Linked DNA regions of Homo sapiens: region 2 is linked to region 1. A link is a loop called in an ENCODE intact Hi-C map of the cell type or tissue named here. Cell type or tissue: CD4-positive, alpha-beta T cell. All regions are shown on one strand. Links, peaks and the distances in the headings refer to the core of each region. The heading gives the core; the rest is flanking DNA.

The links. Hi-C counts contacts between places; a loop is a spot of excess contacts. Peaks named below come from ENCODE experiments on the same cell type or tissue, not always from the same donor. Only the 100,000 strongest peaks of a DNase experiment are listed, where the experiment ranks them.
Region 2: a loop joins it to region 1, with 12 times the contacts of the local background. A loop is called at or near these places in 2 of 110 quality-filtered maps.

What each region holds. Positions count from the first base shown.
Region 1 is chr10:78,301,206-78,306,581 of GRCh38, reverse strand. LOC124902468 (a long non-coding RNA gene) reads right to left here and starts at 4,569. Exons shown (of 2, transcript XR_007062212.1): 1 at 4,461-4,569. RefSeq lists a silencer at 2,917-3,526. In CD4-positive, alpha-beta T cell, for the core only: CTCF peaks have their summits at 2,758 and 2,966; DNase peaks (open chromatin) are centred at 2,021 and 3,181; H3K4me3 peaks cover 1,436 bases; H3K27ac peaks cover 999 bases.
Region 2 is chr10:80,184,968-80,190,343 of GRCh38, reverse strand. The region is part of intron 1 of ANXA11 (annexin A11); the gene reads left to right. Among named protein-coding and RNA genes, the nearest start is that of ANXA11, 18 kb to the left of the region's middle. RefSeq lists enhancers at 1,960-2,059, 3,700-4,200. In CD4-positive, alpha-beta T cell, for the core only: no CTCF peak of the experiment used is centred there; DNase peaks (open chromatin) are centred at 2,243, 2,333, 2,693 and 3,503; H3K4me3 peaks cover 1,399 bases; H3K27ac peaks cover 3,840 bases.

The DNA.
Region 1 (5,376 bases), core at 222-5,221:
TCCAAAGGCTCTAGGATCAAACAAGCTAGCACGGAATCCAGGGCTGGCTATTGGCGACCTGGTCTCTTTCCCCAACACCTTGAACTTCAAGTCTTCCATTCCTACACTATCCTGCACCTGCACTTCTGTACATCCCTATGCCTTAGCACTGACCTTCACCTGGAGTATCTCAACCCGCCACTGCCTTCTCTACCTGGCTCCCTCCTATACCTCCCTAACAATGCAACTCAGGTGTCAACAACTCCAAAAGACTTTCCAACACTCTCATCTGGATGAGATGCCTTTCGTTCATTCATTCATTCATTCGTTTACTTCAGTAGGCATTTAATTGATTTTCCATTTGTCAAGCTGTTAGCTAGGTACCAGGGATACCAAGATGAACTGAACACAAGTCATTGCCCTCTAGGGACTCACTATCCAAGTATTTGTTATTTAAAATATAGTCCTGAACCAGCACCATTAGCATCACCAGGGAGCTTGTTAAAAATACAGAGACACCAGCCCAGACCAGCTGAATCTGCATTTGGAAAAGAGCCCCAAGTGGTTCATGTGCCTGATAAAGCTTGAGAAGCATTGGTCTGGGTGGTATGTAAACAGAGAAATATGACAAATGAGGTTAAGTGCAAAATCAAGGCAATATATGCAGGGTGCTCTAAGCAGATCATGAGAGAGAGGTAACAACTGAATATAAAGGGAGGCTGGAGGGTCTGGATAGGTGAGCTCAAGACAGAAAGCAGAGTTGGAATTGTGGGGAAGGGGATTTCCAGGCAGAGAGTACAGCTTGGGCAAAGGCATGGAGGGGAGAAAATGTGTATGATAGGTGGGAGTGAAGGGTCCACTGGCTGCTAAATGTGAGGTCTGGCAGACACAGGACGGTGAGAGAAAAAGCACACATCCAGCTTTACTTCCTAAAATTTCACCCTAGACCCATGGCTATCCTTTCAGCCACCCACAGTGAATGCCAGGTCATGAAGCTTGGATGTGCACCTTAAGAGTGGAGTGACACCATGTGCATTTCAAAGGCAGCAATGAAACTGGATTTAAGTTCGAGGAGCCTGCAGCCTGGGAACCTGGCTAGGGGACACAAGTGTGCAGACCAGAGGTGACACCAAACCAAACCAGAGCAGAGGCACCCTGGGTGAGAGGAGAGCGCAGACTCCAGAGATATTGGGGAGGTCAAATTGACAGGACTGAATGTGTGGAAGATGCAAAGAGAGGAGCAGGAGTAATTCTCAGCATCCTGTCCTGGGTTGGTGAAAGTACAAACCAACCAAGGTGGGAGCAGCGGAAGGAAGAACCAGCTAAAGTTAAAAAGCACTGGTATTGACTGAGCACCGGATCTGTGTTGGGCACCACACAGATTGCTTTGTGTAAATTTCCTCAATTAATCCTCACTGGGCAATCCTCAAAGCAGGTACTATTATGGTTCTCAGTTTGCAGAGGAGGACACTGAAGGCACAGAGGGCAATTACTTGTCCAGGGTCACACAGGGAGGGAGAAGGAGAGCTGGGATCTGAGCTCAGGCTATACCCACTTTGGACACCCCACCTGAGGTCACCCCACTTCACAGACTGGCTTTGGACATGCTGAGAGTCAAGGACATGCCAGATTTCCAGTGGAGAAGAATAAGTGAGACAGGCGCTCAGGTGAGCCACTGGGCAGGGTGTCAGCCCTCAGAGGTAGCCAGAGCCCTTGAGTGGATGAGATGATGCAGGAGTAAGGGGCACCAGGACTGGTGGGCAGTGGGTGACACTAACATCCACATAGCTCCCCACTGCCTCTTGGGCTGCCACTCGCTAGTTTAGCCAGAGCCTGACATCATGCAGACACCCAGAAGCTTCAGGAACTGGCCTCTCCCTCAGTGAACCAGGCGTCCCCACCAGGCCAGAGGCTGAGAGGAACAATATCAGAGAGGGGAGACAGATGTGCCAGAGCCAGGCAGGAGCCAGCTTCAGGGGCACCTTAAAGTAGAGGAACCCTGCTCCCCCTCCCACACTTCAGCTACAGTGATTGCAACCCCATCTGCACTTTCCAACTAGGTGGTAATATCATTACTCCCAAGCCGCCATCTTCTCAACTATAAGATGGAAGCACTAGCGCTCTGCTCTCGGAGCTGTCAGCAGAACCACACGTGGTTCTGCTGTGGTGAACCACGTCCTTGCGTGAAGAGGGTACTTTGCAGACTGCAGAGGGATTCCTTATGGCTGGCAGCACCCCCCCCCCCAACATCATACAGTGGAGAGGATCTCCTTGCTGTGGACATCAGGGCTAAAGCTAGTTAGCCCAGCTCCAAAGTCAGGGCTAGGGCTGAGGCTCCACGTGGGAAATCCTGGCTAGGGAAGAAGGAACCAGCATGGGGAGGGGGCCTTTGGGTGGAGGTAGGGGAACTTTAATCACAGACTGAGGGATACCCTGCAGCTCAGCCCCAGCGCATTGTGATAAGCTGGGAGTATGCCTTAATTTTCCCGAGCTTCTGATTTTGCAAAAGAAGCCAGAAATCCAGATCTATAGGTGAAATCTCCAGGTTTTTTATGTAGTTTCTCAAACGCAACTAATTTATAAGTAGTGTAAACACTGGGGAAGAGGGGTACCTAGTCCACACTAGATCCTGTCTCAGATCTAAATTAGGCGCTTTGTCCCTCCCTCAACCTTTGGCAAGAACAAGGGCATCACTTGCTGTGCCTGTGAGTGTATATATAGACATGCCCATGGGTGTTCCTATATTTGAGTGTGTAAGCAGTGCATGGCTGCGCGAGTCCACACGTGATGCGTGTACCTATGTGAACACACTCAAAGACATTTTGGAGGTAAGTCTGTGGGCGAGCACGGCCCCCACGTATGCGTCTGTGAACACGCATGAACAAGCACAGGTGTACAATGCATGACAGCACGTGTGACCGTGGGTTCGTGCACCTGCGAGTTAATGCACATGCATATAGGCTCCGGTATGGGCCGGTGTTTGCAGCCGCTAGTGAGGCCGTCCGGGGGCAGGGAGGCATGACTGTTCCCTGCACTGCCCCTGGCGGGGAGCCGCGTCCTCGCGGGCTGGCTGCCAAGGGAGCGCTCTGGAGGACGCGCATGCGCGATGGTGGGGCGGGGCGGGGCGGCCCGGCCGGCTGGAGGTCGGGCGGCCTCTGCCCTTCGGAAACCAGGGCATCGATCCTGCCCGCCCCGCGCCCCCGCGCTGGCCCACAGAGCGGAGGGAAGGGGAGGGGAGAAGAGTGGGGAGGAGGCGGCGCGGCAGCTGCGCCCCGGGCGCTGCGGGAGGGAGGAGCGCGGCGCGCAGCCGCGGCCATTAGTCACCAGATGTCACCTTCTGCTGCCAAGGCGGCGCCTGGCGCAGACAATGGCCGCGCGGGCCGAGGGGCGGGCCGTGCCGGCCCCAAAGCCGCGTCTCTGCTGACACCTACAGCCCCGCTCCACTTTCCGCCGCCCCTCTGGGCCCCTTTGCCCAGGGCCTTTCCCGCCGCCGCGCCTGGCCAGCACCAACTTCCCCACGTCCCTTCCCCCAAGTCCGCGTAACGCCTCATCTCTCAGGGCACAGCGCAGGTGTCACCGCCTGCATTTCCTGGCTGTCCTCCCTGCCCCTCCTCCCATTCTCATAGCCTCTTCTTCCAACTCGGATACCCAAGAGGGGCTCCCCTGCTTCCCCAGACTGGGCTGTATGAGATCCGCAGGGACCTTGCTTTCTTCTTGTGCACCTGGCACTATGCCTGACACTCAAGGCTGGTGCCTGGGGTGGCACTGGTGCCTTCCAATTTGCAGGGGAATCACGCTAGATGTTGAAGTTCATTGCCACCCACACATAGCTGCACTTGACCCCATGCTGAGATAAAAGCCCTTCACCCTAGAAATCCAACAAGGATCACTGAGCTTTTCCCTGGGTACAGATATCCCCCCAAAATATAAGTGGGAAAATGAGTGCCCTAAGTGTGGCAGATTTTTACAGCTCATTTTTAAAATGTCCCCCACCACAGTGCTTTGAGTCCACAGCCACAGCTCGCATGCAGCATTGGGACCACCAAATGTGGAGGATGAAGATGTGCAGGACCAGGAGTTCCTCCTTGGACCTCAGGACCCTAAGCTAGGAGTCGTCAACTTTTTCTCTAAAAGGCCAGGAAGTAAATATGTTAGGCTTTGCCCAGCCATGTATATTTCTGCCACATAATCTTTGAGTTTTGTTTTTACAACCCTTTAAAAATGTAGAAATCATTCTCAGCTCAGGGACCATGCAAAGGCAGGCAGAGGGCAGTATTTGGCCCTAGTTTGCCTCACCTGTCCAAGACCCGCAGAACACCAGTAGCCAGAGAAGCAAGATCACACGGAAGCACACTAGGGTCAACATCAGTGTCAGAGAAACCTGAGCTGGAATCCTAGGTCACCCTGGGCAGCCGGTGATGCTTGGTAAATCGTGCCACCGCGCAAGCTTAGGGGTAAATGGGAACATCATTAGAACCTACCTTGCAGGTTTGCAGGAAGAATTTCGAGCACAGTGCCTGGGTGGGTGCTCACTGTTTTTGTCCCTCTGTCACTCAGCGTGTATGTGTCTGTGCACACACACACGCCTCTGGCAAGAAGAGGCTGACCCATGATCTCTGGAGATGCTGCCACAAGATAAGGAAGTCTTCCAAGCCAGACAGATTGAAACTGAAATCTTGGCTCTGCCCTTGCCTGGCTGTGTGACCTCCAGCAAAATACTGAACCTTCCTGAGCCTCAGTTTCCCCATTTAAAACCAATAGAATATCAGTACCAACTTAGTCGCAGCATGCCCATCGTGACTTATCGAAGTTACCTGTGAAGGCACTGAACACAGTGCTTGACACGTAAGAAGATGGGCAGAAGGGGTGGCTCACTGTGGCTGTTGTGGTGTTAGCCTCCGTGGTGGGAAGGCAGGCTCCTCCAGGAGAGGGACTGCTCGTTCTGGCACTCCCGAAGGGCTCCAATGTCAAGAATGCAGGGCTCAGCCTGTGATCCAGAGCGTAGTGTCCTTCTCAATGTGGCCTTGAGGCCTTCTTTCTCAATGCTGGTAGCCTGTCGTTGCTCTCTCTGCCTCCCCAGCCCTCAGTCCTCTCAGAAGAGCACTGCCCAGGTCGTGGAGACACAGGCACTCCCGAAATCCCCAAGAAACCCAGCCTCCCTTCTGTTTGGTTTTGTTTGTTTGTTTCCTTTTAAAAATAATGTTTATTTTTAAAATTTGTCTCCGAAAGGCATGCGCAGTGTTAGAAACAATCTGGAAAAGAATAGGAATTTTTAAAATTACCCTTTATCTTACCATCACTGAAAAACAGTGTGACCATTTCGTGCAAGTTCTCCAGGCTTTTTCCTATGCATAGCACACATTATGTACCTAGGTCCACATTTTTGTAAAAAAAAAA
Region 2 (5,376 bases), core at 93-5,092, 1.9 Mb before region 1:
ACTGCTGTAACAAATTACCACAAACTTGTGGCTTAAAACCATGCAACTCTTTTTGTGGTAAAAATATACACAACGTAAAATTTACCATTTTACCCACTGTTAGGTGTGCAGTTCAGTGGTGTTAAATACATTCACTTCGTTGTGCAACAGTCATTACGATGCATCTCCAGAAGGTTCTCATCTTCCCAAACTGACTCTGTACTCAGGAAATGTAAACTCCCCATTCCCTCTTACCTGAGCCCTGGCCAACAGCAGTCTACTTTCTGTCCTTAGGAATTTGACTCCTTTGGAGACTTCATATAGGTGGAATCAGAAGTATTTGTTCTTTTGTGCCTGGCTTGTTTCATTTAGCATAATGTGTTGAAGATTTATCCACATTGTAGCATATGTCAGTTTTCTTCTGTTTTGAGGCTGAATGATATTCTCTTTTTATGTGGAGATCTTGTTTTGTTTATCCATTCATCCATCAATGGGCACTTGAGTTGTTTCCACCTTTTGACTACTGTGAATGAGGCTGCTATGAACATGGGTATACAAATGTCTGTTGGAGTCCCTGCTTTCATTTCCTTTAGGTATATAGGTTGAGTATCCCAAATCTGAAATGTTCCAAAGTCCGAAACTTTGTGAGCTCCAACATGACGCTCAAAGGAAGTGCTCATTGAAGCATTTTGGATTTTGGATTTTTGGATTTTGGATACACAATGGTAAGTATGATGCCAGTATTCCAAAATCTGAAGTCATCTGGTCTGAAGACCACAATGTCTGAAACATTGCTGATCCCACACATTTTGAATGAGAGGTACTCGGCCTGTATGCCCAGGAGTGAGATTGCTGGATCGTATGGTAGTTCTATGTTTAATTTTTTGAGGAATCTCCATACTGTTTTCCATAGTGGCTGCACTATTTTACCACATGGTTTTTTTATCTTTACAGTTTTATCTCAGGGTCTTTTGGATCTCATGGTGCTAAAATGAAGGTGTTGGCAGGGTTGTGTCTTTGTCTGGTGGCCCTAGAGGTGAATGCTTCCTTGCCCTTTCCAGCTTTAGAGGCCATTTGAGTTCCGTGGCACTTGGCCCTTTTCCTCCATGGGTGGAATCCCTCTCATGCTTGGACTCTGTCCTTCTTATTCTTCCTTTTCATCCTTAACCCAGCAACAAAGGCTCTCTGCTTTGAAGGACGCTTCTCACTGGATTGGGCCCACCCGGATAATCTAGGCTAGTCTCCCCATTTCATGGCGGGTAACCCTAATCACCTCAGGACAGTCCCTTTTGCCACCTAAAGTAACGCATTCACAGGTACCGGGGATGTCTTTGAGGGACCTAATCAGAGAAGCTGATGGTAGCTGAGTTTCAGGCTCTGAAAAGCCCTCCCTCTACCCCTCCCCTTACCAGCATTTTCCTGAGGCCCCGGGACCCTAAGGGTTGGCTGGACACTCCCCTCACTGTGTGGGCTGGGCTGGTCCCCTGGCGGGAGCCTGACACCTGAGTTTAGTGTGTGCCCAGGATCTGTGACCCTTTTCTCCCTCTCGAAATGTCAGAGCCTGGCTTCTTTGGCCACTAGGCGTGTTGGTCACAGAGTGAAGATAACTGTGTCCTGCTTTACAAAGCGCGTTCCTGTTCTTTTTACTTTTAGTCCTCATAGTAATCCAAGGTAGGTGGGGTACATCAGGTCTTTGCAGATAGAATGGAGGTTCGGAGAGGTTAAGTTGCCCAGGGGGGTCACACAGCAAGCAGTTGCGTTAGGAACCAGACCTTGGCTCCAGGCTAATGCCTCCTAGGGACTAAGTTAAAATTAACTGAGCACCTGCTGTGTGCTAATACCTGTTGTAGTGCTATATATATATATATATATATATATATATATGTGAGAATACTACATTCTCACAGCTGTGTAATGAGATGGATGCATTTTTCCTCTTTTCACAGGTGAGGAGAAAGGCTCAGAGTGGTCAATCTATATATCCAGGGTCACACAGCTAACAAGAGGTAGAGCTAGAATGGAATCATTGTCACTGGACTCCAAACCCTGTGTACCATCCCAGTGGCCTAGCAGCAGTGTTAGAAGATGATATCAGAGCTGTGTGGGCTGCGGTAAAACTCATGCAGCAGAATTGAGAAGTCCCTTGTGACTGTCCTGTGATGTTTGGGGCCCTTGACGGGGGAGTGTGGGCCGTGAAAAGATGGGGGAGCTGGTTTAGAGTGTGTGAGAGAGAGTAATTGGGGGTGGTAGAAGCCTGCCAAGAATCTAGGGGTAGACATTGTGAAAGCCAATGTCAGTGAGGCTCAGGCCCAGTGTCTTGGAGCTGCAGAGCTTCCCTTTACCTCCCACTGCAAAATGAGGGAAGGGTTTAGAGAAGTTTCTGCTTCCTTCCGGCAGAGCTGCTGCAAGGGTTGTCTTGTAGATAGTAACTACCACAGGACTTGGGGTGTGGCACATCCCTGTGGGCCCAGGAGATCTGGGAGAAGCTGGGTTGGACTTTGCAGTAACTGGAGTGACCTGACAGCTAAGAGGGGTGGGATTGACAGGGAAGCCTCAGCCACCCTGGGACTTGTGCCCAATTGACATCAGCTCACTACCATTGTTTTGCTGGTCCCTCCTAGGCGGGCCCTGGCAGAAGCTCCCTCTGCTCAGGTGGTGTAACTGGCGGTGGCTTCCCCTTGCGGAAGTGGGTAAACAAAGACAGAGACCTGTGTCTCCTCCCCGCCCCTGCCACCTGCACTTATAAACACAACCCACTGTTTCCCTTTTTGGGAGTGTGTGAGAGAGAGAGAGAGTGTGTGTGTGTGTGTGTGTGTGTGCACGCGCGCACATGCGCGTGCATCCTTAGGTTCCGTCTAAATCCGTTCAAGCTGCTGTAATAAAATATCATAGACCGGGTGGCTTATAAACAACAGAAGTACATTGCTCACAGTTCTGGAGGCTGGAAGTTGAAGATGAAGGTGCCAGCAGACTCAGTGTCTGGTGAGGGCCCACTTTCTGGTTCACAAATAGGATAGCACCTTCTCCCTGTGTCCCCACATGGTGGAAAGGGTTGGGCCCTCTGGGATCTCTTTTATAAGGCCATGAATCCCATTCATGAGGACTCCAACCTCATAACCTTCCAGAGGCCCCGCCTCCAAATGTCATCACACTGGGAGTTGGGATTTCAATAAATGAATTTTGGGGAGACAGAAGTATTCAAACTATAGCAGGTCCTGGCCACACTTTGGAGTCAGGACTTGGGTGGGGGGCTTTTTCTGTCACTGCCACTGTGTCTGTTGCAAGAACCTCAGCGTCCTCCAGGACCTGAGTGCCCATCACGTGCTGGCCTGCGAGGCAGCCAGATATTAGCACTGTGTCTCTGTCACTTTCTTCCTCTGCTGCCCACTTTCCACTCCTCAGAAATTCTGAATTGGACTCAGCATTTGACTGAGCATTGGCTCTTATGTGAGCCTGTTTGGTGTGGGCAGGCCTCAGAGGTGACTCTGCCCACAAAGAGGAGTGGCCTGGCTTCCAGGGAAGCCTGCCATGGAGGAGCGTGACGGAGAGATCTGCGTGTGACGCTGTGTGCTCTCGGTCTGCGTTGTATGGAAAGTGAGTTCCTCCTCACTTGCCCCCATCCCCCTTCTCAGCACCTGGTCTGGAGAGGCAGGCAGGAGGAGAGAAGATGGCCCCATCCATGCCACACCTCAGTGAAAATTCTGAGGACAGGCTCTGGTGCCCGCAGGGTTGGAGCTTCATGCAGGCTGAGGCCCTGCCTCTGCGGGTCCCTCTCCCAGGCAGGTTTACTCTCCGAGGGTCTTTCATATCTCCCTGCCCGGTGGCCTCCCTCCACCATCAGTCTTGCCTTCGCTGTCCCCTCTACTCTTGGAGTGGAGCAGGCCCCCATACACCCAGGCACGTGGAGGGGATGGAAAGAAAACAGCGCCAATTTCCTGTTGGTGCTTTCTCTATTGGGAGGCTGGAAAATCCAACACAGCCATGCCAGTGTGCTCCCCACTCCCATCCTCCACCTGTCACACTGCCCTGACCCTCCCCAGTTCCGTGTTTCTCTCCTACCCCCCTCCTTCCCCCTTCAGTCCCCACAGTTCTCATCCTGGGCATTATCAAATAGCCCAGGGTCCTCTCTTTCTTATTTTGTTTTGGAGAAACAGGATGTCATGATATGTTACATGATATAATGGGAACAAACTTGGTATTAAACTGTTAATATCCCCATTTTACAGATGGGGAAAACTGAGGTGCAGAAAGGTCTCGTAAACTGTCAAGATCGCGTTGCTGGTGGGGAGCAGGACTAGGATGTGAACCTGGGTAGTCTGGCTTCAGAGTCTGTGTTCTTCTCACCATCCTCCATTGCCTTTAATGAAGTACTTTAATGAAGTACCTTTAATGAAGTATGTAATGAAGTTTCATACAGTGAAACCGGACTTAGAAGCCAGGTATCCTGATTCTGAATTCCATGCTATTTCATCATACCAGTGTTTCTAAAGCTCTGTTCTTAAAATACTAGTCCCTGGGGCCAGTGGGCTCTGTGAGGAAGTATAGTGTAGTGGTAAAGTCTGGGCTTTGGAAGCAGACTGCCTGGCTCAGCCATTCAATAGCTATAACCTTGAGCAAGTTACACAGCCTCTCTGTCCCTCAGTCTTCATTTCTGATATGAGAAGGATAATTTTAGTATTTGCCTCATAGGGTTGTTATAAAGTTCAGTTCCGTGTGAAGCACTTAACAGTGCCTGGCACATAGTAAGCATTTAATAAATGGTAACTACTATTATGGCCTAATTAGTTTGGGAAATTTGAGGATAGAGTTAAGCAGGCACTTTTGTTACAGGATTTATCAGAGCTTTTATTACGCTGTTGCAAATTGGCAGTTTCCTGGAAAGGGGATGTGTAGTTATAGTACATAACTATATGTAGTAAGCATTTTCTAAACTTTTCGGGCAACTAATCTCTTGCTCTTGTCTGCCTGTCTCGCTCCTTAAACTGCGTGCCTTCTAACTTCACAACTTGTAAGATATGAAGCTGGTGTCAGGGAACACATTCCGGGCAGCACTGAGCTGCCCATCACTCTATCTGCTTCTAAGTGAGGCTGAGCTAGGCCTGGGCATCCCGGTTAGATCTGAGCAAGACTTCTGGGGGCAGTAGATGGTAGGTGTTCAGAAGCAAACAGACTTATAGTGAAAATGAACAAGCTGTCCATCAGTTGACTGTCATGCACCAGGTGGGTTCTGCTCTACAGAAGGCCAAAATGCATATTGTGGGAGTGTGATGTCCTTGCTGAGATCCTTGGATTTATAAGTGTTTATTATGCTGTTCCTTGCCCTGCAGGCCAAATACATCCTATTTGATACTTAAATAATCTCAGGAGCCAATGAAGGAAGAGGTTATAAAGGAGAAA